Regions from separate parts of the Homo sapiens genome. Here region 1 is linked to region 2. A link is an interaction called in ENCODE POLR2A ChIA-PET data of the cell type or tissue named here. Cell type or tissue: MCF 10A. All regions are shown on one strand. Links, peaks and the distances in the headings refer to the core of each region. The heading gives the core; the rest is flanking DNA. Region 1 overlaps SLAIN2 (SLAIN motif family member 2). Region 2 overlaps TEC (tec protein tyrosine kinase).

Region 1 (2,923 bases), core at 322-2,821, 92 kb before region 2:
GCCTCCCGGATTCAAGCAATTCTCCTCCCTCAGCCTCCCAAGTAGCTGGGATTACAGGCGCCCACCACCATGCCCAGCTAATATTTTTGTATTTTTAGCAGAGACAGGGTTTCACCATGTTGACCAGGCTAGTTCTGAACTCCTGACCTCAAGTGATCTGTCTGCCTTGGCCTCTCAAAGTGTTAGGATTACAGGCATGAGCCACCATGCCCAGCCTGTCTTGAAGGTTTCTTATGCTCCCACATAGAGTGCAACAGAATTAAAAGAACACTCAGAATTCACCCAATTCAACTTTTTTACTTCTTTGTAACATCGCCTGCCACAGGAGCATTCAGCAGTCTTTTGAAGGTTATTTCCAACAATTTTTTTAGGGTAGTGCATATCATCCAAAAACAGCTCTATTAAAAAATTCTTCCTTCTACTAAAACAAAATTTGCCTGCCTCTAATTTACACCTATTAGTCTAGCGATGAACAGTTAGTTATATAAGTAATAATCCTTATTAGAGTCCTTCAAATACTCAAAAAGTTCTCTTCCCCAAGCTAAATATCTATAGGCTAAATAAATCAAGATCAATCGTACTTCATCAGACTTGACTTTTAGGTTTGGTGTCAATCTCAATTTCACTTTATTAGCTATGCGACTTTGGGTTTAGTTTCTTTTGCTGTAAAATGGGGATAAAATGACACATTCTACCACATGGATGTACTGTGAAAACATAATGCTAAATGAAATAAGCCAGACACAAAAAGACAAGTATTGTATGATTCTACTTACACAAGCTACCTAGAGTGGTCAAATTCATAGACAGAGAAGCAGAATGGTAGTTGCCAGGGGCTGGCGTCCATGGAAACAGGGAAACTGTTTAATGGGTACACAGTTTCAATTGAGGAAGATGAAAGGTCTAGAGATGGATGGTGGCGATGATTGCACAACATTGTGAATGTACTTAATGCCACTGAACTGTAAACTTAAAAATTATTAACATGGTAAATTTTGTTATATTTTACAATAAAAATAATAATAATTACAACTCCAAATTGTACACATTAAATGATTTAACATGTGTAAAGGAGCTGAGCACGATGGCTCACGCCTATAATCCCAACACTTTGGGAGGGTGAAGCAGGTGGATCACTTGAGCCCAGGAGTTCGAGACCAGCCTGGGCAACATAGTGAGACCCTATCTCTACAAAACATAAAAAATAAATTAGCCAGGCATGGTGTCACGCGCCTGTGGTCCTGGCTACTCAAGAGGCTGAGGTAAGACAATCACTTGAGCCAGGGGTGGGGGAGGGGGGGTGGTACTGAAGCTGCAGTGAGCTGTAGATTATACCCCCACCCCTGGTCCACAGAAAAATTGTCTTCCACGAAACCGGTCCCTGATGCCAAAAAGGTTGCGGACTGCTGTCTTGCAAAATGCTTGGCATATAAAAACATGGGCACACCACAGTGACTGCAATATACTTTTATCAACCATGAGGCTCTGCTTGGCCAAGTTCTATTTTTTAAGAACTTGCATTATCATGTCTCTCAATGTTCCCAACACTGTGCTGCACACAGGTACTCTAAGTATTTGTTCCATTAAAGAAAAAAAATTAAAGCCATTTTAGAATGACTGGAAAACCACTGCTAACAATGGAATAGAGGGCAAGGCACAGTGGCTCATGCCTGTAATTCTAGCACTTTGGGAGGTTGAGGTGGGCAGACTGCCTGATCCCAGGAGTTTGAGACTAGCCTGGGCAACATGGGAAGACCCTGTCTCTTAAAAAAAAAAAAAAAAAAAAGGGAAATAGAAAGCTTATTAGATGTCTAACTTCTGATTCATCTAACCCACACACATACACAAACCACATTACTTTAAAGTAACATCTCCTTGGTACAGAAGAGTCTAGAAAACATAAAACTTCCCAAGATATTAGTATGTTAATCAGTGAATGACTGCCAAACTATTCAGATAAGTGGTGATAATTACACAAATTGCTTTATTAACTTAGGCTTACCAAATTAAATTACAGGCAACTTTTACCAATGGCCCTCTACAAAAAGCATACATAAACAAAGAGGTCATACAATAAATCAACTCTCAGCAGTGAAGAGCCACGAGTGACAAAAAAGTATAAAAACCACATTACCTACCTAGCTCTGAATTGGGACATTTATCAACAAAGGTTATCGATGAGAAGTCAGTATGAATTTGAAGTGTCTTCATAAACCTAAGATAAATTGATCTAGTGAGCCAGAATGTAGCTTAAAATGGGCTTAGGCCTACCACTCCAAATGATGGAAAAGAACAGAAATTTTATCACTAAGATCATGGTGAACACGGGCAGGATCAAAAGTCTGGATAAAAGGAAATATGGTGACTTCTAAAGAGAAAAATAAGCAGTGTCTAGAAAGTCCAGACCAAACTGATTCCTTGCAAAATTCAAAATTGGATGAAAAAAAAGTTTGTGAAGAAAGGAAAAGTGGATACATGAAATGCTAGAACATTCATCATGAACAAGTCCAAACAAATCAACTGCAATGGCTATTTTAATAGGTTGGTGATAGTAATGTAGTATTCTTCATTGTAGGTAAGAATCTTGTAGGCAGAGTATAGCTTAATTATAGCAAGGCACTTTACAAAATCATAATGTCTACACAAAATGTTATATGGGCCTGACGATAATAGATAGAACTAGCAATTATTGAACAACCATGTGTGTTGATTAATGGACTGGTATTAATCCAGAGTGAGTCTAGCTGACATGCCCACTTCAGAGTAATTTATTATGTCAATTTAATATTTTTATCAACAATTTGAATGAAGACGTAGTAGATATGCCTACCAAATACAAAGATGACCAAATAACTCAGAAACATAATATTAAATGTGTAAATAAAAACTAACAAAAGGAAATTTAAAAGCCTTATATTTAATC
Region 2 (2,923 bases), core at 258-2,757:
CTGTCTCTTCCTCGCATTCTGGTAGTTGGTCCCATGGCATTGTTCTGTTGTATGCTCAGCACTACTCCAGTGCCCTGCCTGTGGCTGAAAGTGTAGAAGCAGCCTCAGTCAACCTCTCCTCCCCCAGAAATACTGTCACAGAGCCATAGTCATTCTTCATGGTAGTTTACCTTGGAGTCATATGTGTGTTATTCATAATTGTATTTCCAGTGCTTAGTGCACAATAGGTGCTCAGCATGTTTATTGATTTGAATTGTTATCTTAGCTTTGACTCTGTATTTGGGCCTCTGCATTGTGTCCTCAGTTGTCCTTAATGATACATGACCCAGGGCTGATTTATCCAAATGCTGACCTTGCCCTCTCTTTCATGGAGTCACAGATCACCCTTCATATGGTACCTTTGTTCTGATAATACTAATTGTCATTATTGTTATTTTGATAATAATAGCTGCCATTGATTGATCACTTACTTTGTGTCAAGCATTGTGCTTAGCAATTTATGTAAATTATTTCATTTAATCCTCCCACAATATCTATAGGAGGTAGGTACTATTTTACAATGAGGAACCTGAGTTACTGAGAAGTTACATTACTTACCTGAGGTCATACAGCTAGTAAATGTCAAAGCTGACCTTTAAAACCAGTTCTGTCTGACTTCAAAGCTCTCTCAAGTGCCCTTTTGGTTATCTGGGGCCTTCCTGACAAGTGACTGTGCTGTAGTGGACTGATTATTTGTCTGCCCAGACTTTCTTCCTTTGGGCAGCTACTCTGTCCAATTCATGTGGTTTGGGTGGAGTTGACACTACCCAGGGATGATCATGTGATTCAGCCTTGGCCAATCCGAGCAGTCCCTCCACTTGACCAAGGGATTGGCTCAGGGGTTAGCATGTGATCCAGTCTGGCTCAATGGGACTCTTCTGCTGGCATTTAGGAAAGGGGGAGCTCTTCCTCTGGGATTTAACCTGGAGCGATGTAACCTGGAGCTACTGGTGGTCATTTTTCCCTGCTCCATGGAGGAAGCCGCAATACAAGAGAATGGGACCGTGCAGTGAGAAGCAGCACTGCACGGTGGTGAGAGCACACTCAGCATTGTTTGAAGTGCAGGAGTCAGCTGTGCCAGGACTTCTCGATTATGTGAGCCAATGTGTTCCTTTTGTTGTTGTTTGCTTAAATCTAATTATGTGCATTTGAAAGAACCCTGCTTATACCGGGTTTTCAGAAGATGAGTATTTTTGTCTTGGATTCCCTATGCTATTGTCTGTCTGCCCTTGGTCATCCACTACTTTTTTGGCCTTCGTGCCTACTTGGTGCCTTGCAGGCCTCTCATCCCTGTAGACTCTGCACCATGTTCAGCTTGCTGTGTCCCTTTTAGGTCAGTAAGCCCTGCCCTAGTGAAAGGAGGTGCCACACCCAACACCTCCTCACCAACAGCCCCCGCCCCTCCATCCTGCCCTATGGCATAGCCCACAAATGGATCTGGGTGGGAAAAGGATTTTGCCATGAGTGGAACATTAGAGAAATCTGTTCTTCATAGACATCGGAAAAATTACTCGTCAACCTACTCTTTGGATGCTGATCAAAGACTATTGAATGCTAACCTCATTTGGTCTCTGACACCATCTGGGATCTCAGCCAGTGTAGGCGGAGGCCTTGCCTCTTATCCCCAGTTTTTTTGGCCACCAGCCTTTCTAATCAACTGTCTTTCTATGTACTCTCAAGCCTCCTATGATTTTGAACTTCCATTCTTCTGCTGGCTGCCTTCCCAAATCTTTCCAGTGGCCCTTTGAGAGCATTGTTCCACTGTGAATCAACTCTCCCACACCAGAGCCTCCTCACAGAGTAACAGCATTGCCTTCCCTGTAGCTCTCTCTGCTGTAGCCTACTCCTAGCTTCCCTTTGCCACTTCTAGGGCATCACTTTTCTGCCTTCCTGCAAAACCCCTTTGTCCTTTAGGGTTCAAGCCATTCATGCAGGTACCCTCCTGGTCTCTCCTTTTGCCACCAACCTCTTTGTCATTCTCCCTGATTGACTCACCTGGTTCATGGTCATCTCTCCCAGCTCTGCTATCTCTGCATTCATAGATACAACCAACTTTTTATGTTTGCGTTAGTTGTGCAGTTGTCTTGGGGTTAATGGGAGTCGTTAATTATGGCAGGAGTGGAAAATAAGGGAGACTTCATAAAAGAGATTACGTATGATCAGGACCTTGAAAAATGAATAGGATTTCAATAGGTGGATAAAGAGGGAGGAGCCTTCCAGAGAGAACAACTCGAGCAGATACATGGGGATATGAAAAGACCTGGTACATTTGCTTGCTTGAGTCCTGGAAAACAAGTGGTAGGAAAGGAAAAGGGAACTCAGATTAAATTGGACATGATTAGGCCAGGCTCGGTGGCTCACGCCTATAATACCAGCGCTTTGGGGGGGCCTAGGCAGGTGGATCACCTGAGGTCGGGAGTTCAAGATCAGCCTGGTCAACATGGTGAAATCCTGTCTCTACTAAAACTACAAAAGTTAGCTGGGCATGGTGGTGCATGCCTGTGGTCCCAGCTACTCGGGATGCTGAGGCAGGAGAATTGTTTGAACCTGGGAGGTGGAGGAGGTTGCAGTAAGCTGAGATTGTGTCACTGCACTCCAGCCTGGGCAACAGAGCGAGACTCTGTCTCAAAAAAAAAAAAAAAAAGAATTGGACATGATTACATTTATTTAGGATTGAGGAATGACCCTAAGGAGTATGCAGGTGGAAGAATGCAAGAGAAAGAACAAAAAGAAGAGGGGCAGGATGATCTTGTAAATGACAGGATGAAAACTTTATTGGAGTGATTGTAAAAGGTGAGAAGGAGTAATTAAAACAGTTAAAGAAAGCTCATAATAAGACTACGGGCTTTAGAGAGAAGAGATAATAGAAGAAGAGGTGGAAGGA

The links. Peaks named below come from ENCODE experiments on the same cell type or tissue, not always from the same donor. Only the 100,000 strongest peaks of a DNase experiment are listed, where the experiment ranks them.
Region 1: POLR2A ChIA-PET joins it to region 2 with 5 read pairs; 3 of 35 experiments call an interaction of 5 or more read pairs at or near these places.

What each region holds. Positions count from the first base shown.
Region 1 is chr4:48,345,699-48,348,621 of GRCh38, reverse strand. The region is part of intron 1 of SLAIN2 (SLAIN motif family member 2); the gene reads right to left. Among named protein-coding and RNA genes, the nearest start is that of SLAIN2, 5.6 kb to the right of the region's middle. In MCF 10A, for the core only: no CTCF peak of the experiment used is centred there; no DNase peak of the experiment used is centred there.
Region 2 is chr4:48,253,333-48,256,255 of GRCh38, reverse strand. All of the region lies in intron 1 of TEC (tec protein tyrosine kinase), which reads left to right. Among named protein-coding and RNA genes, the nearest start is that of TEC, 15 kb to the left of the region's middle. In MCF 10A, for the core only: no CTCF peak of the experiment used is centred there; a DNase peak (open chromatin) is centred at 1,725.